Linked DNA regions of Mus musculus: regions 1, 2 and 4 are each linked to region 3. The links are chromatin loops, found by intact Hi-C in ENCODE. Cell type or tissue: heart. All regions are shown on one strand. Links, peaks and the distances in the headings refer to the core of each region. The heading gives the core; the rest is flanking DNA. Region 1 holds the start of Scarb2 (scavenger receptor class B, member 2). Region 2 has its middle 4.7 kb from the start of Art3. Region 3 holds the start of Sdad1 (SDA1 domain containing 1). Region 4 overlaps Scarb2 (scavenger receptor class B, member 2).

Region 1 (5,509 bases), core at 1,992-4,491, 190 kb before region 3:
CACAGTCTGTCGCTATTCCAGTGACTCAAATAGAGACAAGAAGGGACCTCAAGCGTATGACACCATTGTGTACAGCTGTGATCACAACACTGGGAAAACCGAGACAGGAAGATCAGGACTCTGAGCCCGGCTGGGGCTACACAGTAAGAGCATCTCAAACACCAAACACAAACAAAGCAAGGTGGACCTTAATGTTCTAGGTGTGGTGGCCCATAACTGTGATCCCAGTTCCCAGGAGACTAAGATGGAGTGGGGTTGGGGGTAGGATAGCTACAGTAAATTCAAGACCACCAGCTGACACGTCAGCATGGATGGGAGGAATCTTACAAGGTCCTAACCCTAGACAAAGAGCTAAAGGCAATTAATGACTGACGAGAGTCATTAGTTTCCCAGGGATGATGGCACTAAATGGTTATCTACTACCATGTGGTCAGTCCTATAAGCAATGTTAAATGGACTCTGGGTTGTGTTTATATGGTTATTCACATATATGTGATAGTAATTTTAAAAGGCCATGACTTTGGGGAGGGGTGCAGGAGGGGTTAAGAGAGGAGAGTGAGAGAAATGATATAATATTACACACATTTATGAACTTGAAGAAGGTGCTGTGCTGGAATTAGGGATCAGGGCTGGAATGGGTGGTAGCTGTCTATGGAGTTTGTACTCCAGGATGAACCAGCCAATGGTATTTGATTTAGAAGTCAGAGGTGGGGACAGGAGTCCAGTGAGCAACCTGTGAGTGACAAGCATCGAAGGTTACTTAGAAAAGCCTTTTCCTAGTTAACGAATGAAAAGATACTGGGATTGCAGCAAAAGCCCAACCCCTGCTTGAAAATGGGGGCCTAGCATGTCCCCTGAAACAGACTGGGACACCGGGCAGAGCAGCTGATAGGCAGAGGCAGGAGCTTCAGAAGTTCCAGGTCATCCTTCTACATTTGAGTTCCAGGCCAGCCCAGGATACAGGAGACTGTCTCTTTCAAAAAAGACAGAGAATCCGAAGCAGCTGTCATATTCTATTGGTCTAACAAATCACTATAGCCATTATAAATCAAAGGTTTAGCTGGGCAGTGGTGGCGCACGCCTTTAATCCTAGCACTTGGGAGGCAGAGGCAGGTGGATTTTTGAGTTTGAGGCCAGCCTGGTCTACAGAGTGAGTTCCAGGACAGCCAGGACTACACAGAGAAATCCTGTCTGGAAAAAAGAAAAGAAAAGAAAAGAAAAGAAAAGAAAAGAAAAGAAAAGGCCCTGGGTTTGATTCCCCAGCACATCAGAAACCCATGTTGTCAGCACTGGACAAGTAGAAGCAAGATCACAAGGTCATCATCTTCCTACATAGCAACATGGAGGCTAGGCTACACGAAGCTCTGTGTTAAAATTGAAAAAATCGATAAAGGGAAAAAAAAACCAGCAGAGTAAAATAAAATCTAAAAGAAAATGTGAGAGAGAGAGAGAGAGAGAGAGAGAGAGAGAGAGAGAGAGAGAGAGAAGAGGTATGTGCATGGAACCTACACGCATCTATCCTTATTCTTTAGTTTAGGTCACTTACAATCCTTAATACAAAGTAATAACATGGACACCACCACTGTTTGGAAATTATGACGAGGAGAAGAAGAAGAAGAAGAAGAAGAAGAAGAAGAAGAAGAAGAAGAAGAAGAAGAAGAAGAAGAAGAGGAGGAGGAGGAGGAGGAGGAGGAGGAGGAGGAGGAGGAGGAGGAGGAGGAGGAGGAGGAGGAAGGAGGAGGAGGAGAGGGAGAGGGAGAGGGAGAGGGAGAGGGAGAGGAGAGAGAGAAATCTGTGCAGGTGCAATTGTCCTGAGTCTAACTAACTATGTAGTACACCAGCAACAGTGTAACTTTCATCTAAATTCATTTTTTTCATTGCACATACCTCCCCCCCCCCATTTTCTTTTAGATTTTATTTTACTCTGCTGGGTTTTTTCCTTTATCTATTTTTTCAATTTTAAGACAGAGCTTCTTTTGTGTGCTTCTATTTTGCTTGTTTTCTTTCCTCTTTTGAGACAAGGTCTCCCTCTATGGTACAGGCTGCCTCCAGTGTCACGATTATTTGAGTGTTTTCCATCCTGGTGGGCTGACTCCTTAATGATAAGGACACTGGCCTGGCCAAGAAAATGTCAGTTCAGATCTTCCCCTGCAGATGGCATTAGTGACTGATGAGCCTCTCAGCTGTTGAACACGACTGAAATCTATCCCAAGCTGGTAAAGACTAACTTCTCAAGGTTGCTCCCAGTCCGCTGATTAAGCACAACAGGGATATTTAAGGCAGGTCTACATCTGAGATATGTCAGAATTTGGGGACATGCCAGTTTGCCTCAAGGACTACTCTCTCCCCACGGCTTTGCTGAACTTGTAGGTATTACTTTGCACCCAGCTTCCCTACTTGCCTTTTCCCATTAACGAAATCACACCCCACCCCCCACATCCCAACTCCAGTTCCTCTTACAACCTGTACAGCACTTCTTTCTGCTTCATAATAGGGCTGCCGCGTGTTTGTGTGTCTGTATGTGTGTGCCAGTCACGGAACTAACCCTTATTCAACTGATGATGACAAAATAGACAACAAACACCTGCTCTACTTGACTTGCTTCTCTGTTAACGCCCTTTATCAGGACACAGAGCCTTTCAAAATCTGATCTCCGAGGGCTTGGCACCACAAACCCTACAGCATAAGGCCTAGACTACTCAACAGTTAACTCCCTTGCCTTCAGTCTGCGGAGGCAAACGCCTCCTCCTCACTTTCTTGAGGACACACTCTGACTTATTCCTGAAGACCCAGTTCAACCCAACAAGGCTCTGCAGGTACAAATCAGGCACAAGTCAGCAGGCACCTTGTAAAAGCATTAGTTACATTGTACTTAAATCTTCCAAGGAACTCGGGAGATCCTCTGGAGTAAGGGAAACCGCGCGTCCAGCCGGGGTTCCCCATGCTTGGCCCACCGTGGGCCCTCAGCAGAGATCTGAAGGAGAAAGAAAGCGGCAGAGCGAATGGGGAAGGGCGATTTCAGTTCCCTGGATGACCGCGCCGCCTGCAGGGAGAGGATGCAGGCGCAACCCCGCCGAATCGCAGGGGCCGCTGCAGGGCACATGACTGAAGGCCTCCGCCCGGCCCCTCCCGCTTCCCGGCGCAGTCGCCAGCCGTCACCATCACCGCCGCCGCGGCTTGCTGGCGAGCCCCACCAGCCCGCGTCACCGCTCTGCGCGCTCCCTGCACCTCCCTGGCTGCAGCAGCCGGAGAAAACGAAAGCCAGGCGGCCCCGGCACTCGCGATCGCACCGGCTCTGCTGCTCATTCCGGTATCTACTCCAGGGCTGTGCGCACTGCGCGGGCAGCGGCTGAACACGCACGGAGAAGGTGCGGGAGCCGCAGGGGCCCCGGGCTTTGGGCGGCTGCTGCTCGGCCTTGGCGGAGGCTTGTTCCAGCTCGCCGTTCGGTCCCAGGCCTGGCCGGTGAGCTGCGCGCAGTATGGGCAGATGCTGCTTCTACACGGCGGGGACGCTGTCTCTGCTGCTGCTGGTGACCAGCGTCACGCTGCTAGTGGCTCGAGTCTTTCAGAAGGCGGTAGACCAGACGATCGAGAAGGTGAGGCAGGCTAGTGTGTGTGTGTGTGTGTGTGTGTGTGTGTGTGTGTGGTGTCTTTCTAGGCCACCCTCCCATTGCGGACCCTGTGTGGGGAGAGTTGCGTTGGCGCCGAGCCTGCAGAACACAGCTCTTGTTTGCCTCCCCGGGTTGGCAGGATGTGGAGACTTGAGGTGACTCTTCCTTTTAAATAACCTGTAAGTCTACAGATCTCGACTTTGTAGAAAAGCCTTGCGTTTCCGTTCTATCCTTAGCAATTCTCCACACCCCTCTACGCACCCGGTCTATGTTGAGCCCTGTTTCCCTCGCACTTGACAAAGAAATAGAAATGCGTAAAAGCACCGCAGAAGAGGCTGGCTTTGTAGGCTTGCCCGCGCAGCCTTTGAAACGGAGTGAGCCTGGGGATGAGAAGTGGGTGAGAGGTCTATTGTGTTCTCCTTCCTGGGCTGGACAGGGTAGGGTAGGGTAGGGCAGGGCAGGGCAGGGCAGGGCAGGGCAGAGCAGATGGCAAACAGTCTAGGCTTTAGGAATGGGTGACATTTTATCCATTGCAGTTAGTGCTTAGCGGCTCTGTGTCTCGCAGACAGCCCTGTCTCTGTTTCATACTTGTGCTCATCAGCCATTACTTGGGTAATTAACGAATTTGGACCTGTCTCCCAGGGTGTTTGATGGGGCCTGAAAACTGGTCATGTGGAAGACTTCTCCATCCTGGGGCCACCCTGGTCACTTTTTTCTTTTACCCTTTCACCCACATTCACCAGGCACGGTGGAAAGAGGAACTGGAGAGAGTTACTAGGGTCACCTTTTCCTTTAAAAATAAAGAGCTAAACAAATGAGTCACTGGGGTAGCCTTTCTCATTAGCATCATTCTTATGCATAATGTCTCGCTGATCTCTGTTGCTGTCTCCCAGGTACAAAAGCTTAGGCTTGAGAGTCTGCTTGGAGTCACTGTATTCCAGATTAATAAAATTAGTTGCCTTATTCCAAATGCCAATAGATGATGTCCCTAAATAGAGATTCGCAGTAGTAACCAGTTACTTGGAGTCTGGCAATTAAAGATTTTTTTTTTAAGTGTCAAGGCAAAGCCTTATTCAAGCCTTAATGAGATGGCATTGCCAAGAGAAGACCAAGCCTACTGTGTGAGCTTCTCAAAGACCATTGTTGCCCTGATTGTGTGTGTTCAAGGAGAAAAACAAGCCCTTTAAACTCTTGCTTTGGTAGCGTGAGTAAGGAATACAACAGTCAGAATATGATTTGTGGATCCACTTGTGTGTGTGAGTGTGTGTGTGTGTGTGTGTGTGTGTGTGTGCATGTGTCTGGGTGTTTTTGGGGCGGGGGGATCTGGTAAGATAAAGGTTTCTCCTAGCACCTCAGCCATAAACACCGATTCTTGTGAATTCGTTTTTATTCAGGGAGGGGTATCTATCTGGGAAGTAGCGTCCCAGGACCTGAGTTTCTGTTGGCCACAAGTGCTTTTCTTCCTGGGAAGAAACTGACTGATAAGTTATAGCACAACACCAGACTTACAGAACTGCCGGGCCTGAGCTGCAGAGCGGGTGCACCACGGGATGTCTGATAGGAAGGAAATAGATTCATTTCAGCAGATGGAATGGGGATGCTGTAAGTGAACCTGAGGCTACCAGTGTGCACTTTCCTCGGAAACCAGTAGGGTCATCCCAAACAGAGAGAAAGACCAAGAGGACTTTACAGATGAGAAGGGCAGGGAATGAATGTTGGCTCCATGCTCCTGATGAGAAGCCCGGGACTACTTGTGGGATCTTTTCGTTTTCCTTTTGAGATAGAGTGTCATTATGTAGCCCAGGCTGGTCCTTGAACACACAGCTCTTGTCTCAGACTCCCAGGTGCTAGGATTGATCACAAGCATGTACCATGACACCTGGTTCTATCATCTTTTT
Region 2 (5,509 bases), core at 1,558-4,057, 70 kb before region 3:
TGCTCTTTAAATTACGTATCAGCATTGTCAGAGGTATTCCACTTATTTCTGTCCCAAGTAAGGGAAAACTGCAGAGTATATAATGGCGCTGAGTTTGCACCTTAGGACGCACCTATCTGGTGTTTGCTTTTTCCCATGTGCATTGATTCAGAGGTTGTATGCCTGCTACCTTAATTTCTTATACCGGAGCAGAGAGCAAAGGGGCCCAGATTCCACAGCTGGGCAGCTGCTGAGTGAGGTCCCGAGGAGGAGCACTCTCAAGCCTTGCTGCTTTCTGTCGTGAGTTGCAGGGAGACCTCGTGAGCCAACTCTTTAGCCAAACCCATTCCTTCACATTTGATTTCTATGTGTTCTGTAAGTTCAATGTTAAACTAGCTGTTGCTGTTATTAAAATGGGACGATTCATACCGTACTATTCTATACAGACTATGGTATTAATGTCAAAAGAAGAACCAACAATGCACTTTTGCGACAGAGTTGGAGTTGCTGTCAGAGGAGATCATCAGCAGGGCAGCTTCAGCAGAAGGCCACCGGTTCTGACTTCATGTTTATGTAACCCAGCTGTATTAAGCAATACACTTTGTATTCAATGTCTAAGACAGAACCTTCCCAGAATGTACAAATAAAGTATTTATATAAACCATAACATTGATTTAAAAATTTTTTTTACTTGAAGAATTGGTACCTGACTTCAGGAAAGCAAGCTCAAAAAAATTGTTATGTATTTCTTTTTGTGTCTCTGTTCTGTTCTCTCTCTCTCTCTCTCTCTCTCTCTCTCTCTCTCTCTCTCTCTCTGTGTGTGTGTGTGTGTGTGTGTGTGTGTATACCAGAGGTTGAGGTCAGGCATTTTTCCTCGGTTGCCATCGCCACCTTTTCTTTTGTGAGAGGATCTCTCACTAACCCTGGCAATGACTGATGTAGCTCACTGGCCAGCATGTCCCAGGGGACTCCCTGCCTCTGCCTTCCCACGGCTAGGGTTACAGACACAAGCCATCGTGCTTCCAAGCCGGAACCTCATGCTCGTGAAGAAAGTAGTTTATCCACTGGGCCACCTCCTCAGCTTCAAATATCTTAAAAGCAAATTGTTGAGGGCAGATCAGGGTCCGTGCTGCCCAGTTATACACTGTACATTTTATTTCATATGGTAACATGCACGTCTGACTCAGCTGACTAAAGTCTCTGTATCAGTCCTTAGTGAAACGATCATGCGTAGCTGGTGTATTGTTAAGAAGCACCTTAATCCATCTCTGCTCAGGGCTTTCACCACTTGGTGTAGCTTCAGACCTTGTCCAGAAACCAAAGGGCTCACCCCAGTTTGCAAACGCTAAGAATATCATAGCAATAAGCTGACAGGTCCCAAATGATACATGCTGTAAAGATAGTTACATGAGAAGGATGCTAAAGAAACATGTGTACGGACATGATAGGACACCCTGCCCAGATGTGTACACACTCAAGACGGAAGACAGGCTTTTCAGAGACAGTTGCTGAGGCCCTATAGAAAGTCTCTGTCTCTCTCTCTCTCTGTCTCTGTTTTCTGTCTCTGTGTCTCTGTGTGTGTGTCTCTGTCTGTCTGTCTCTGTCTCTGTCTCTGTCTGTCTGTCTGTCTCTCTCTCTCTCTGTCTCTCTCTCTCTCTCTCACACACACACATACACACACAACCTTGGTGGGCTTTAGTCTAAATCTGGGGGCATGGGGGTGTTAAAAAGTTACACAGGATTTTATTTTTTAAGTTCAGAATATTTCAGTAGCTATATGAATTATACACAATAACTGTCTTCATTGTGACACTTTCACAAGTGTAGATAATCTACCTTGTTCATATTCACCCTCATTCCCCCCTCTTAGAAAAGCAATGTTATTTATAATAGCAATGACAGGTTTTTTGTTTGTTTGTTTGTTTTTTGAGACAGGGTTTCTGTGTAACCCTGGCTGTCCTAGAACTCATTCCATAGACCAGGCTGGCCTTGAACTCAGAAATTCACCTGCCTCTGCCTCCCAAATGCTGGGATTAAAGGCATACACCACCATGCCCGGCTAGCAATGACATTTATAATAATATTTATAACTATATTTCAGTTCCAATGTCCATCCTCTAATAAATGGATAACGAACAGTATTATTCAACTGTTAAAAATAAGAAGTAGAGCCGGGCAGTGGTGGTGCACGCCTTTAATCTCAGCACTCGTGAGGCAGAGGCAGGCAGATTTCTGAGTTTGAGGCCAGCCTGGTCTACAGAGTGAGTTCCAGGACAGCCAGGGATACACAGAGAAACCCTGTCTTTAAAAACCAAAAAAATAAAAAATAAGAAGTAATGATAGATTTACATCGCATGACATATCTGCAGTAACCGAGCATAAGGACAGTGTCTCCAAAGATGGTTCCTCTCCAGGGCCATGGAAGCGGCGAGGGCGTTTCCCTATCAATTCCCCACGCCCACCTCCTCCCTCCGCCAAAGACCCTGCTACTCACTCACCACCTGGCACCACAGATTTCTCTGTGTCCCTTAAATATTATCACGGAATCAGTGTGTCGTCTTTGGTGACTGACTTCCTAGCATTCCTGATGCTTTGACATTGCACGCATGCAGTGTGTCAGAAGCTCTAAAAATGGTCTCAAGTGCACTGGGTAGATCGAATGGGCCTCAAATTCACAATCCTCCTGCCTCCATACCGAGCTCTAGGTTTATAGTCATGTGCCATTACTCCCCAGCTAAAAACTATACATTTCAATTAGGTAAATGTTACGGTATATAACATTTACTATCTCAAAAGGAGCTGTTTTTTTGGTTTTTGTTTTTGTTCTTCATCTTTTTTTTTTTTTTAAATCAATTAACTTTGTATTTCTTTTATTTCCTATTAGTGTGCGAGAGCACGTGCATGGGTATGTCATGGCATGTACATATGCCAATGACCACCAGAGGGCAGCAAAAGAACAAGATCTCTCCATTTCATAGGCTCCACTCTTGGCAGAAACAAACTTTGAATTTAAGTATTACTCAAAGAGGGGCTATAACTGAGAATCCGTTACAGATCTGGGGATGAGATTGGCAGACTGGAGGGAGCGCGAAGACTGCCAGCCTGCTTCCCTGGCCAGCATAGTTGATGGGTTCTCAGGGAATCTCTGTTTGAGTGAACAGAAGGTGACTGAGGCAGAGCCAGCTTCCCACCTTCTATGAGAAGACAGCCAGCAAGAGAAGGGAACCTGCGTAGAGGTTGCAGGACAGCCAGCCACCTGATAAAAAGGGAGAGGGGGAACCAGTGTCGGCTCCCAGTACCAAGGAACACATTCTAACTGGAACCCTCAGTGACCACACTTGCGGGGACTCAGAAATATTCCCTTTCAGGCAGCACACAGCCACCACACTCTCCTAAAACCCAGAGAGGGAACAGAAGTCAAGGAACAGAGTACCCACTCAACAAAGACAAGACCAGACAAGACCTAAGATTACAGTCATCCCAAACCCTACACTCCCAGGTACAGACACAATAACTCCCAGGACAATGTGTCTCCACTAAAGACCAGCAACCTTCTACCCGTAGGTCCTGAGAAATGTTATATAGTTGAAGCACCAGGCAAGGACTTCAAAATAACCTTCATAAATATGTTAGAGGTCCTTAACAAGGAAATGAATAGCCGGGCGTGGCGGCGCACGCCTTTAATCCCAGCACTGGGGAGGCAGAGGCAGGCGGATTTCTGAGTTCGAGGCCAGCCTGGTCTACAGAGTGAGTTCCGGGACAGCCAGGGCTACACAGAGAAACCCTGTCTGGAAAAAACAAAAAACAAACAAACAAAACAAAAAACAAACAAAAAAACCAAACAAACAAAAAAGAAAACTCAGACTGAGGTACACTGGAAATGAAAAACTTAGGAACTCAAACAGAAAACTCAGGCAAGGGGCTAGAGAGATGGCTCGGTGGTTAAGAGCAAAGACTGAGTCTTGAGTTCAATTCCCAGCAACCACATGGTGGCTCACAACCATCTGTAATGGGATAAGATGCCCCCTTCTGGTGTATCTGAAGACAGCTACAATGTACTCATATATATTAAATATATATTATAATATATATGATTATATATTATATATTCATACTATATATATTAATAAATAAACTTTTAAGAAAGACAAAGGGAAAAAAAAGAAAACTCAGGCAAGCTTCACCAATGGAATACAAGAGATGGAAGAGAGAAGGCATTGAAGATAAAAGAAAAGAATACTTAGGTCAAAGAAAATGTTAATTTTTTTTTTTCGAGACAGGGTTTCTCTGTGTAGCCCTGGCTGTCCTGGAACTCACTCTGTAGACCAGACTGGCCTCGATCTCAGAAATCTGCCTGCCTCTGCCTCCCGAGTGCTGGGATTAAAGGTGTGCGCCATCATGCCCGGCTGAAAATGTTAAAATTTAAAAACTCCTGGCACAAAACATCTAGGAAATCTGGGAAAGTATAAAGAGACCAAATCTAAAGATACTAGAAATAAAGGAATGAGAAGAAACCCAGGGCAGAGGCGTAAGAATATATTTTCAATTAAATCATAAAAGAAAAGTTCCCCAACCTAAAAAAGGAGAGGCCAGGCTGGAGAGATGGCTCAGCGGTTAAGAGCACTGACTGCTCTTCTGAAGGTCCTGAGTTCAAATCCCAGCAACCACATGGTGGCTAACAACCATCTATAACAAGATCTGGTGCCCTCTTCTGGGGTGTCTGAAGACAGCTACAGTGTACTTTCATTAAATAAATAAATAAATAAATAAATAAATCTTTTAAAAAAATTAAAAAAAAAAAAAGGAGAGGCCTATCAAGGTACAAGGAGCTTACAGAACACAAATAGACTGGAAAAGAAAAGAAAGCCCCCTCAGCACATAAGCACATATCAAGACACTAAACTTACAGAACAAAGACAGACTATGGAAAGCTGCAAGAGAAAAAGCCCAAGCAGCGCATGTCAGCAGACCTATTAGACCACCACCTACCGTCTCAACGGAGACTCGAGTCTCCAACTATCTTTATGTGCAGATGATATGATAGTATCCATAAATGACCCTAACAATTCTAATAGAGAACTCCTACTAAAGTAGCTAGATACAAAACGAACTCCCAAAACTCAGCAGCCCTCCTATATACAAGTGGCAAATGAACTGAGAAAGAAGTCAGGGAGGACATCATCTTTCACAAAATCTATCTTGGGGTAACTCTCACCAAGCAAGTGAAAATGTGTATGATAAAACCTCTAAGACACTGAAGACGGAAACTGAAGATCTCCGAGGATGGGAAGATCTCCCATGCTTACGAATTGGTAGGATTAATACCAAATTAATACCAATTAATAGTGAAAACGACCCTCCTACCAAAAAGCAATCTATGGATTAAATGTAATCGCCTTCAAAATTCCAATACAATTCTTATACTTGAGAAGACAATTTTCAGCTTCATATGAAAGCACACACACACACACACACACACACACACACACACCAAACAAAACCAGAAGTGCTAAACAATCCTGAATGATAA
Region 3 (5,509 bases), core at 1,747-4,246:
TATGTAAAAGCCTGATATTTAGAGTAGATGGCTGCTGAGGTTTGGTCTGTGGCTATGCACTGTAATGTTAATACTGGCCCTGAGATCTGGTTGCCCTCAACGAGGCGGTCCTTAGGGATGAGGAGATCCTCTGTACACCAAGTGATGCTATGTAACCTTCCTCCTTAAAACTACTTGTTGAATAAAGAGCCTACAGCCTGTAGCTGGGCAGAAGAGAGGTAGGCGGGGCTTCGGTTGCCAGGCTGGGGTCCGAGGAGAGGAGAAGAAGGAAGAAGAGTAGGTGGGTCACGAGAGCATGGCCAGGAGGGCTGTCCAGGTGGAGTAAGAGCCTGGCAGAGCATGCCAAGTCATACCTCCGGGCTAATGATAACGGAATACACAAAACAGCATAGAGGGCTGGTATCTGCCCAGCTGTAGTGCTTTAAGGCTCATTATAAATATAAAGGTTTTGTTTCTTTTATTTGGGAACTAAATGATCTAAGGTGGAGTAGAAACCCCCAATTTATAGTCACTGCAACATATGGCGGTCTGGATCTTGCCTCTTCCTGACTGACTAGAGTCTGAAAGTACCTTGGCTCTCAGCAGAGCAATGACCTCATTTGCAGAGTAAAGGAAGGGAGATGATTGCCACTAGGGCTTCTCTAAGGCAGTGGTTCCCAGCCTTCCTATTGTTGTGGCCTTTAATACAGTTCCTGGTGTTGTGGTGACCCCAGCCATGAAATCATTTTCATTGCTACTCCATAACTGTAACTTTGCTACTGTTACAAATCGAAGTGTAAAAACCTTGATATTCTCAATGGTCTTAGGGGACTCCCATGAAAGGGTCATTTGATCCCCAAAGGGTCATGACCCATAGGTTGAGAACCACTGCCCTAAGGTTTGTTCCAGAATGTTCTTCCATTTCAGCGTTCTCAGCACACCATGGTTTTCACACCACAGATAGACAGCCATGTTGACGCTTGGCTGTTTTTCTAAAGATTCCCCGCTCTGTGCCTTTAAATATACTTATATTGTGCTGGGGGTGTAGCTCAGTAGTAGAGCGGGTGTCTAGCATGCATAATGGCCTGGATTTCCCACCAAAGAGGAATAAAGGAAAACCAGCAACAGCAAAACAAAAACCAACCAACAGGTAAGTGTGACTCAAAGACAGAAGTGGACAAATTAGGCACTGCACGCTCTCTCCTTATCGTGACCTGTCCTCTGCAAAGAAATGCATAAAGCCTTATATACTTTGGTTTAAAAATACTACTCACAGATTGTATTTCACAGAGGATGATTTTTCATACAGTGAGTATCGCGACCTTGGGTCCTTTGGGGGAATTTTCCCGCTTGTTTCCTATTATGACAAAAATGAGTAACACCCAAATGCAGCCACAACAATTGCTTTCCCATGGCTGGGCTGGATGTGGGAGTAACAGCAGATCTCCCGAACAAGGCAGTGAAGAGCGTCCGTTTCATCTGGCTTCCTCAAGGTAACTGGCAGATAAGGGCCAGCCTTTGTTCCTGTTGTCCTTCTGAGGTTAACCATTGGCCCGATGTTAAACATAGGCTGTCCACTAAGGAACTAGTGACTCCTTCCTGACTCTCACAATCATTAAATCTTTCAAGGTCAACTAAAATGTCACCACCCTAAAGATCTACTGTATAGCATATGCACACCCTCTGTAATATTGTCTATGCCCTTAATTTAAAGTTTGTGTAAAAGGTAGAAAGGTTATTTTTAGACACACACGTCTCGAGGAAATTTTAGGAGGTGATGCTGTGTGTCATGTAAACTATGAAGATGGATGTACAGGCCTACGAATATGTCCAAACTCTGACACTTGTACCCTTTAAATACATACAATTTTTCGTTTATCCCTCACACATCAATAAAGTTGTATTTGTTTGGTTTGCTTGTCTGTTTGTTTAGGACAGGGTCTCTTCTAGCCCAGACAAATCTCAAACTTCCAGGATGGCAGGTGTACCACACTCCAGCAACTGAGCTACATCCTTAGCTCAGTTCTGTGTGCGTGTGTGCGTGCGCGTGCGTGTGCATTTGCATGTGCATGTGTAATATGTGTGCGTGCATTTGTACATACGTGTACATGTTCCTATTTGTGTATTTCTGAGTATGCGAATACAAGCGGAGGCCTGACCACAGTCTCAGGAGAAGTTTCTTAGGTACAGTTCACCTTGTTTTTGAGACAGACAATGAACCTTACCAGGTAGGCCAGGCTGCTCAGCCAGTCAGCACCAAAGTCTATCCATCCCCCCCCCCCCCCCCCCGTATCTCATGTCACTCCCCACCAGGCCACTGTAGGTACCATAATGGCAGCTTTTCTTTTTTCTTTCTTCTAGGGATGGAACTCAGTCCCCATGCCCACAAGGCAGACCAGTTATAGACTGAACCATATCCCCAAGAGCAGAAATTAATAAATGCTGAAAGAAATCACAATATGCTTTTACTCTTCAAGCTCTCAGGTGTAAAAACAGAAAAACAAAAAGCAAACAAACAAAACCCAACAAACTATTCAGTGGGTTTTTTGAGGAAAAAAAAATGTTTTTTAAGGACCTGGGGGTAAGTTTTAAGAAAATAAAAGGATGATGCCCAGATGAGTTTGAGTTCTGCCTAGGGTTCTAGGGGCGTCCATAACAACTCAGTTCTCTTTTCCTAGGAAAGAAAGAAATCGATGGGCTTGCTGGCAAAATTCATAATAAATATACAAAGTAGTGGAGAAGGGAAGGAACAATTAAAAAGTAAGCTATTGACCAGTGAGTGGCTCAGCGGGTGTTGGTGCTTGCTGCCCAGGAGGGCAACCCGAGTTGGATTCTAAAGTTAGCTTTAGAAAAGGCAGACGTGTCTTAGCTGATTTAATCTGCAGGTGGTCATTTTAATCAAGCCTGTGGGAGTTTGGTTTGTTGTTAAAACAAGAGCAGGCGCTCCCCCTAGTGGCGACTTTAACAGTTTCTCAAAACAATGTATTTTAGGCAGACAGGAACATTCTCAATGTTGGTTCCTTTTTCTTCTTTTTTATGTGCACGGTGTTTCGCCTGTACAGCACATGCACGCAGAGTATCTGCAAAAGGCAGAAGACGGTGTCAGAATTCTCGGGACTAGAGTTACAGACGATTGTGAGCTGACATGTGGGCAACCAGGAATTGAACCCAGGTCCTCTGCAATAGCAGTCAGTGCTTGCTCTTAACAGCTGAGCCATCTCTCTAGTGCCCTCTCTCTTGGTTTCAAGTGAGAGTAATGAAAATTTCTGTTGACCACCTTTTGAGATAATTTTTAAAATTCTTTTTCTTTTCAGATTTTACGTATTTATTTATTTGTTTATTTATTTAATATATATGAACGTTTTGCCTGCAGGAATGTATATGCACCATATGCATGCCTGGTACCCAAGGAGGTCAGAAGAGGGCATTAGACCCCCTGGAACTTGGGTTCCGTATGGTTGTGAGCTACCATGTCGTTGTTGGGAACTGAACCTGTCCTCTGCAAGGACCTACTGCTCACTGATAGCTGCTGGATGACAAGGTGACAAGGGAGTCAGTTTTCTTCAGCAATGTAGTGCCTATGAAGATGACCATGTTCTGCGGACGGCTGCACATCCAAAAATATACAAACGGCACAAACTGGACTTGATGAAGACAGAAAAGGAGAGGGAGGGGGAGAGGAAAGGGGAGGGGAAAGGAAAGGGAGGGGGAGGAAGAGAGAGAGGAGAGAGAGTGGGTCTGGGGGAGTTAGGGGAAGAGTAATATGATCAAAAACATATTTTAGGAAATTTTCAAAAAATTAAAATGTTGCTTTAATCTTATGATTAAAGAATTGGGAAAAACTTTAGAAGTTAGCCATCTACATTCCACAAACATTGACGGCCTCTGGAAGGAAAAATCCCCTCATAGAACACTAACGCCCTCACGAGCACTCTTGATCTAACTGTCCTCAGGACTTATCCAGATATGATTATAAATTTCTTTTGATTTGGGCTCTAACATGGTGTCAGGTAACCTTGGATGAAGTTGATCTAGGAAACTGCTTAGGTTACACAGAATAATAACACCTTGATTCATCTATTAGTGTAAGACTAGTTACCATCTACCGGGCAGTGGTGGCGCATACCTTTAATCCCGGCAGTAGGGAGGCAGAGGCAGGCAGATTTCTGAGTTCAAAGTCAGCCTGGTCTACAGAGTGAGTTCCAGGACAGCCAGGGCTACATAGAGAAACCCTGTCTCGAAAAAAACAAAACAAAACAAAAACAAAACAAAACAAAAACCTAGTTACCATCCAACAGCTGTTTTCCCCTCTGTGGTTAGAATTAAGAGAGTTGCCTGGGTGCGGTGGTGGCACACACCTTTAAGACCCAACACTCCTGAGGCAGAGTCAGATGGATCTCTGAGTTCAAGGCCAGCCTGGTCTACAGAGTGAGTTCCAGGACCGCCAAGGCTACACAGAGAAACCTGTCTCAAAAAACAAAACCAAACAAACAAACCAACACCAACAAAAAAACAATCTAACCTCCACCCCTGCTCTTTGCCATTCTCTAAAACATATTCTCTAAGCATACTCCTCATGGATTTTTTTCTTCTACCTTTAGTACAGCCTAAAAGAAAATGATTCTCATTTCTGACAAGGTTTTTGTTTTAGTGATGTGTGTGCAACTCTGTGTGGGTATGTGTGCTGTGAGCACAGGCACCTGCTGAGGGCACACATTTCTCAGGAGCTGGAGTTAACTATAGATGGTTGAGAGCCACCGTGTGTTGCAAACTGAGCCTGAGTCCCTACAGCAGTACCAGATCTTAGCTGCTAAACCATCTCCAGCCCCTAATCCTCATTTTATAATACAGGATCTCATGTATCTCAGGTTTCTCTCAAATTCCTATGTAACTGAGGATGACCTTGGAGTCTCAACCCTCCCGCCGCCTCTTCTCTGAGTATGCGGGTTGCAGGCATGAGCCAACACACGCAGTTTATGGAGAGCTGGAGAAGAAACCTAGGGTCTCCTATGAGATAGGACACCTGAACCAGTCCCCAGGCCCCTGCTTAATTTCTGTCGTTTTTCTTGAGACAGAGTAAGCCTCGGGCTTGCCCCAAACAAATATAATGCTCCTGCCTCAGCTTCCTGAGTACAGGGATTACAGTTGTATGCTGTCATACCTGAGTCCCATATTAATCCTCATTTATTTGGGCCACCATAAGAATGCTGAGCTAGATGGGGAGAACTGGGAGGAATTGGCGGAGGAAAAAGAACATGATCAAATATATTGTATAAAAATTGTTTTCAGTGGAAAAGAATGTTGAGATAAGGAAACCTGCTCCAGAGTTTGGTGACAACCAGTAGCGGTTGTCCACCGGCAGGGACCGATAGCGTGCAGACGCCTACAAAGAGTTGCAGCAGGGTGGTGAAGTTTGATCCTCTGAGCGTTCCGTAGCTCGGTCGGGCAAGCGGCGTGTCCCACGTGCCGTTTCCGGTTACACTGGGACCCACGAGTCTAAGCTGCCGCGGGGCCCGGGCTGCGACTGACA
Region 4 (5,509 bases), core at 1,009-3,508, 180 kb before region 3:
GAAAACCTATCCCATTCTATCTGGCTAAAATTGATAAGCATAACCCAAAGCCATTTGTAAAACTGATGTAGGACCTCATGCTGATTTTTAGTCTGGTCTGACTAAGACAGCTCAGCAGTTGGGTGTTTTTCTGGGGCTGTCACTACCACAGCAGAGCCCTGGGGGGGTGGGCAGCAGTTCCTCCCCATCTGTGGCTTCATGTTAAGAATGTCACAGGGCAGCTGTGGCAGTGACACTGGCTCCTTGTATGTGGCAGAATGAAAGACTTCCTGTGTGAGGCATCCCCAGGGCTTGAACTTAAGGTCGGTCGTGACTTAGCTGGTGGGTTAACGCCACTTTTGCAGAGCAAGCTCTTTGCAGTGCACACCCCGTGCCTTATGTATCTGGCACAAAGCTAGGAGGTTCCATCCACAGGGACCCAGTCTCTGTCCTGTCTTGTGGTATAAGGTTCCAGTGCTTTCTCTGGATACATTAGCATAGCAGGGCTGAGCAGCTATGGGGGCTCTGGGCTTCAGTTTTTCTCGGTCCTTGGATGCCAGTTGATGGAGCTCACCATGACCTCCCACAGTCTCCCTGCTTGCCTTAAGAACTCAAGGTGACTGACCGGGAAGCTCATGGTCCAGGGCATTATGCTTTCTATGTTATGGTTCCTTGAGGGTAGGGATGCTAGCTATAAAACCCAGTTTAATTTACATCCCAAGTGAACAGCAAAGTAATTATCTTAGTATTTGTGCATATGATGTTACCGTTCACTTCCTGCTATCAGTTGTTACCGTCTGGTCATAGCTCTCTGACACCCCCCCCCCTCTTTTTTTTTTTTTTTTTTTTTGGTAATTATTTCCATATAAGTTGCAGATATCACAACACTTTGTCACCAAATCCTTCAGATGCCTCTGTAAAGACTAAATCATTTTCTGGGCTGGAGAAATAGCTCAGAGGATCTGGGTTTGATTCCCAGCATCCACACAGGAGCTCCCAATCATCTGTAACCAGTGCCAGGGAATCCTGAACCCTCTTCTGACCTTGGGTATCAGGCATACATGTAGTGTAACAGATATACACGTAGGCAAAACTCCAATACAAATACTTTTTTTAGAAATTAATATATATGTGTGTATATATATTTAAAAGATTAAATTCTAAAATTTAAAATTTAAAAGATTCATTTTCTATGTAGTTCATGTAATATCTGGGACATAATTATACTTAAGAAACTGTTGTTTCCATGAAAGATGATTGTATTTGCTAAATCTGGTCACTGCAGCAGGCTGTATGGTAAGCAAACCTGGGCTTTGCTACACTGTAGACCAGGGCTTGTCCAGACATGATTTAACATACTGGCTTGCAACTTGCAGAAGTCTGTGCTTTTGTTTCTTTGTCTACAAAATTGGAGTTTTCTTTCCATTGCTCTTTTGGTGTTTGACTTCGATACAAATTGCAAAACTGGAAATTCTTATCTTGTAGGACCTATACTTAAAGCTCAGATACAATGAGGCCTCTAGCACAGCCCCAGAGTCTGGCAGGTACCCAGTAGGCAGCTGGCTGTGCTGGCAGCGTGACTGTTTGTGAGCCGATGCAGGAAAAGATAAAGATAAAGACACACTGCTTTTAGAAATGTCGGCAGTTGCATATACAGCTTCTCTTTGCTCTCTTGTTCCCCCTTAGTCACATGCACAAAACACACATGGATGTACACACACACACACACACACACACACATGCACACATGCACACATACACATACACAGAAACATACAGATACAAACACACAGACGTACATGTACACATACATACACACATGCACAGACACATAGACACACATATTTAGACACACACACACACACACACACACACACACACACACACAAGGCCCAGGGCCTCTTCTGGGATTTACAGAGGGCTCCTTGACTAGCCTAACCTGCAGCTATATGACACAGAACAAACATACAAGAACTTTATAGAAACTGGGGGAGGTTTTGAGACTATGAAAGAGAACAGAACAGTGTATTCAGATGGCGTCGGTTCTAAGTAGTCAGGGCAGAGAGGTGCCATGGGTCAGGCTGACCACAGGGAGAACACCAGGGTGTGCCAGAGTCCGCTACCAACGGTGACGCAGGCAAGCTGTCAAGGACTGTTTCAGTGCTAGCCAGGAGTGTTTTCATTTGCTCTGTTTAAGGAGACGGGGTTTCTAAAGGCTTATTTTTATCCTAAACCTCAGAAAGACAAGTTTAGAGATGCCCGAGAAATCTGGCTTCCACCCTTTCTGGAAGGAGTTCTGCCTTCTTTCTTTCTGGAAAGTCCCCCCACTTTGTATTTTTTATACCTTGGGTTGCCAGAGCTGGCTGAAACCAAGTGGTATAAACCCAGCTGCTTACCCAGCTGTTCAGCTCTCCCTTGCAGGAGGTTCTGGGGGGGGGGGGTTGTAATTTTGTAGATGATCTTTTTAACATATAAGTGAGATCCCAAGTCCTTTCTTCTCTGTACAGAACTTCCCTCCCCCATGCTGGACCATAGCTGGCCTCCAGGTGAGGCCCTCTGCTCACTGGCTGATACGGCCACTCCTAGGCACCCCCACTTCTCCTGACACTGTTCTCTAGCCTTGACCACTCCTCCCAGGGAATGAAACTTAAGCCTAACCCTTGAGACTCCTGCAAACAAAACATCCCTATTAGCTTTTGCCCTTGGCAACAGTCCCTTCTCCATTTACAGTAATGCTTTCAAGTAGCCTCTCCAGACCCAAGCCAGATTTGTGTTGCCCACTCCCAACTCCTCCAACCCTCCAACTTCCAGGAATTGAGTTTAGAGCCTTCCACGTGCTAGGCAAGGTAAATGCTACACTGTTTCGAGAAGTCAACAGCCAACTCAGCTGGTTACATGCTGAAGAGCTGAATTTTCCGGTTTAGTTTGCTGATTTCATCCCTAATGACTTCCGTTATTAGGTGTTTCCTGTGCTGACCACTCCATTCTTTGTTTTGTTTTGTTTTTTTCGAGACAGGGTTTCTGTGTGTAGCCCTGGCTGTCCTGGAACTCACTTTGTAATGACCACTCCATTCTTAAGTGATACCTCTGTGCTGTCCAATGGAAAGTACAGGTTTCTTCCAGTACAGGTTTCCTCGGGGCGTTTGTGGAGAAGAAACAGTTATTGCCCTGCCTTTTTCTAGAAAGTTTTGGACCAGAAAAAGCGATCTCTGGAAGATGAAGTAATTATTATTTCCAGGTTCTCCACTCTCATAATTCCAACACTGGTTTAAAGTAGCTTAAGTTCCTGGTACAGTTTCTAGGCATTGGATGAATAGTTTCTGATAGACTGTCAAAAACCGTATACGAGAGATGTATAGGAAGAGACGTTCTTGTAATTCAAGTGTATACCTAGTCTGCTTTCTTCAGCTTACTGCCCCTCTGCCCTCAGCTAGTTTAGGCTTGAGGTCAGGAAATAAGATAAAGCCAGATCTTAGCCAGGCCTGTAATCCCAGGATTTGTGAAACTAAAGCCAGTCTGGGCTGACTCAAGGCTAACCTGTGTAACTCAGTGTTTCAAAATAACAATAATAATAATTAAAACTTTTATTCAGAGCTGGAGATGTAGCTCAGTGGTTGAGTGCTTACCTAGTTTCCCACAGGGCCCTAAATTCAATTCCCAATACCTAATGGGTGAGAAAAAGAGTCACAAAGCTTTTAAATACCTACTTCTAACATGGACAGAGAGTTCCTGCCTGGAGAGGATGAGCCTTGCCAAGCAGACGCTAGAGCAGGACCTCAGAAGCTGGAGGAGCCAAGGAGTCATGTGATTTGTTTCTGCATTTCTATTCCATCAGTCACATCTCAACCCACTGACTTAGCAAGTTATTAGATAGAAACGACGGCTGGACCTCCGTGCCTTAGAGGAGGTGACACAGATACGCCATTTATGCCTGAGCTAGCCAAGTCACTTGTTCACCTTACTTTGACAAGTAGTAAGTCTCTGCAGGTAGCTCTGTCCACTCTAAGCAGCCGCTTCTCTGACTAAAGCTGACCGCAACATCATTTCCTGGGCATAGACATAATTATTTAGAAGGCAGCTGGACACATGTCTGCTAGCTTAAAAGACACCGGGAGTTTTGGCACCAGGGCCTATGCCTTCCAGGCTAGGAGTTTTGGCAGGTTTACAATGCCAAATATGAATTCTGTCTTGTGGAGCAGGCTTCAAATCTAATCAGAAAGTGGTTGGTTATTCCCCTAACAAGCTTGCCACTATTGCGCCAGTAGGTGAAATTTTGCTTGGCCAGTCAGTGACACTCAGGGGTCACATCTGAGTAAGACTGTTGGGTAATTCTTCTTCACTCTGGGCTATTGGCTCTAGCTAGCAGTGAGGGAGCCTCTGGCCCTATTCCACGGTGATTTCTCCATCCTGTGACTGAAGCATATGTTCTCACTTAGTTCTGTTAGGCAACCAAGAGCAGTAGCAGTTGTCTGTATTGTTCTGGAAGCCTCAGAGGTCTCCCCGAACAACAACTCATAGGGAGGTAGCCCAATTCTGACACTGGATTTTCATTTAATAACCTATGGTTTCTGGGAGCATTTTATTCCTATGTTTTTGTTCTTATAAGGAAACTAGTCATATTGGTTCCCGAGTTCATTACCTCATCTAACCTCAGTCACCTCTCTAAAAAAAAAAAAAATCCAGTCTTCAAATATGCTCACATACTGAAGATTTGGAATTAGGACTTAAAAAATATGAATTTGAGATATGGGGATATTAGCCCATGACATAAGTAGGAAGTAGAGGAAGGATTGTGGGAAATAGAAATTGTCTACAGTAGTCATGAAACTCAGTTTGTGTTTGAGCCAGAGGCAGCCATCTCTATAGACATGTCAGGGGTTGACTATGGATGCATGTACAGCTCCTGATGGTGGAGTTACTGGGTGTCAAATGGAAGACCAAACCAAACAAAGCTGGTGTTAACTTGTCTGTCTGATTCTTAGGCTTAATGACAGTGAGACCTGTTAATGTCAGATACAACCATGTTCTCAAGAGATTGCAAGTGATTGCCCAAGAAAGAATTAAAATAAGCAAGCAAGGAGGGCAGACTTTGACAGGCACCTGGCATGTGCTTTTGCTGTGGAGGGTGGACTCCTGATGTGGGCCCCTGAGATGGGTAAAAGCAGGGCGAGAGCCTGGCCACCCTGCCCTCCCTTTGCGCCTGCATGTCTTCAGGTCAGATTCTTGCTGACTCTGCACAGGACAGACATGATCATCCCCGAGGAGTGTCTCTCTGCCCTTCCTAGCTCAACCCCTGCAAGGCTCACCTACTCGAAGATGAGAACCAGGTTGTGTGACAGAGTGGCTACGGCTCAGAGTTTGGTAGGAACCAGGTTGATTCTGCAATTAACTTACCAACAGATTGAAGTACTTGGCAGGGTCAGATCTGCAACAAAGATGGGCAGAGCCACTCCCGTTCTTCCTCTATTTAAACTTAAAGTTTACCGGGAATAACGGTGGATGCCTGTAATCACTCAGTGGTTGAGATAGA

The links. Hi-C counts contacts between places; a loop is a spot of excess contacts. Peaks named below come from ENCODE experiments on the same cell type or tissue, not always from the same donor. Only the 100,000 strongest peaks of a DNase experiment are listed, where the experiment ranks them.
Region 1: it touches region 3 in a loop (3.0-fold over the local background); 5 of 42 quality-filtered maps call a loop at or near these places.
Region 2: a loop joins it to region 3, with 11 times the contacts of the local background. A loop is called at or near these places in 36 of 42 quality-filtered maps.
Region 4: a loop joins it to region 3, with 2.2 times the contacts of the local background. A loop is called at or near these places in 4 of 42 quality-filtered maps.

The regions. Positions count from the first base shown.
Region 1 is chr5:92,503,279-92,508,787 of GRCm38, reverse strand. Scarb2 (scavenger receptor class B, member 2) reads left to right here and starts at 3,131. Exons shown (of 12, transcript NM_007644.4): 1 at 3,131-3,596. The coding sequence starts at 3,480. In heart, for the core only: CTCF peaks have their summits at 2,152 (motif pointing right) and 3,060; DNase peaks (open chromatin) are centred at 2,337, 3,157 and 3,927; H3K4me3 peaks cover 2,263 bases; H3K27ac peaks cover 2,281 bases.
Region 2 is chr5:92,379,386-92,384,894 of GRCm38, reverse strand. It overlaps a transcript of Art3 not described here. Among named protein-coding and RNA genes, the nearest start is that of Art3, 4.7 kb to the left of the region's middle. In heart, for the core only: CTCF peaks have their summits at 2,906 (motif pointing right) and 3,987 (motif pointing left); a DNase peak (open chromatin) is centred at 2,936; H3K27ac peaks cover 339 bases.
Region 3 is chr5:92,309,934-92,315,442 of GRCm38, reverse strand. Sdad1 (SDA1 domain containing 1) reads left to right here and starts at 5,419. Exons shown (of 22, transcript NM_172713.2): 1 at 5,419-5,509. In heart, for the core only: a CTCF peak has its summit at 2,939 (motif pointing left); a DNase peak (open chromatin) is centred at 2,932.
Region 4 is chr5:92,485,748-92,491,256 of GRCm38, reverse strand. All of the region lies in intron 1 of Scarb2 (scavenger receptor class B, member 2), which reads left to right. Among named protein-coding and RNA genes, the nearest start is that of Scarb2, 17 kb to the left of the region's middle. In heart, for the core only: a CTCF peak has its summit at 2,076; a DNase peak (open chromatin) is centred at 2,076; H3K27ac peaks cover 1,121 bases.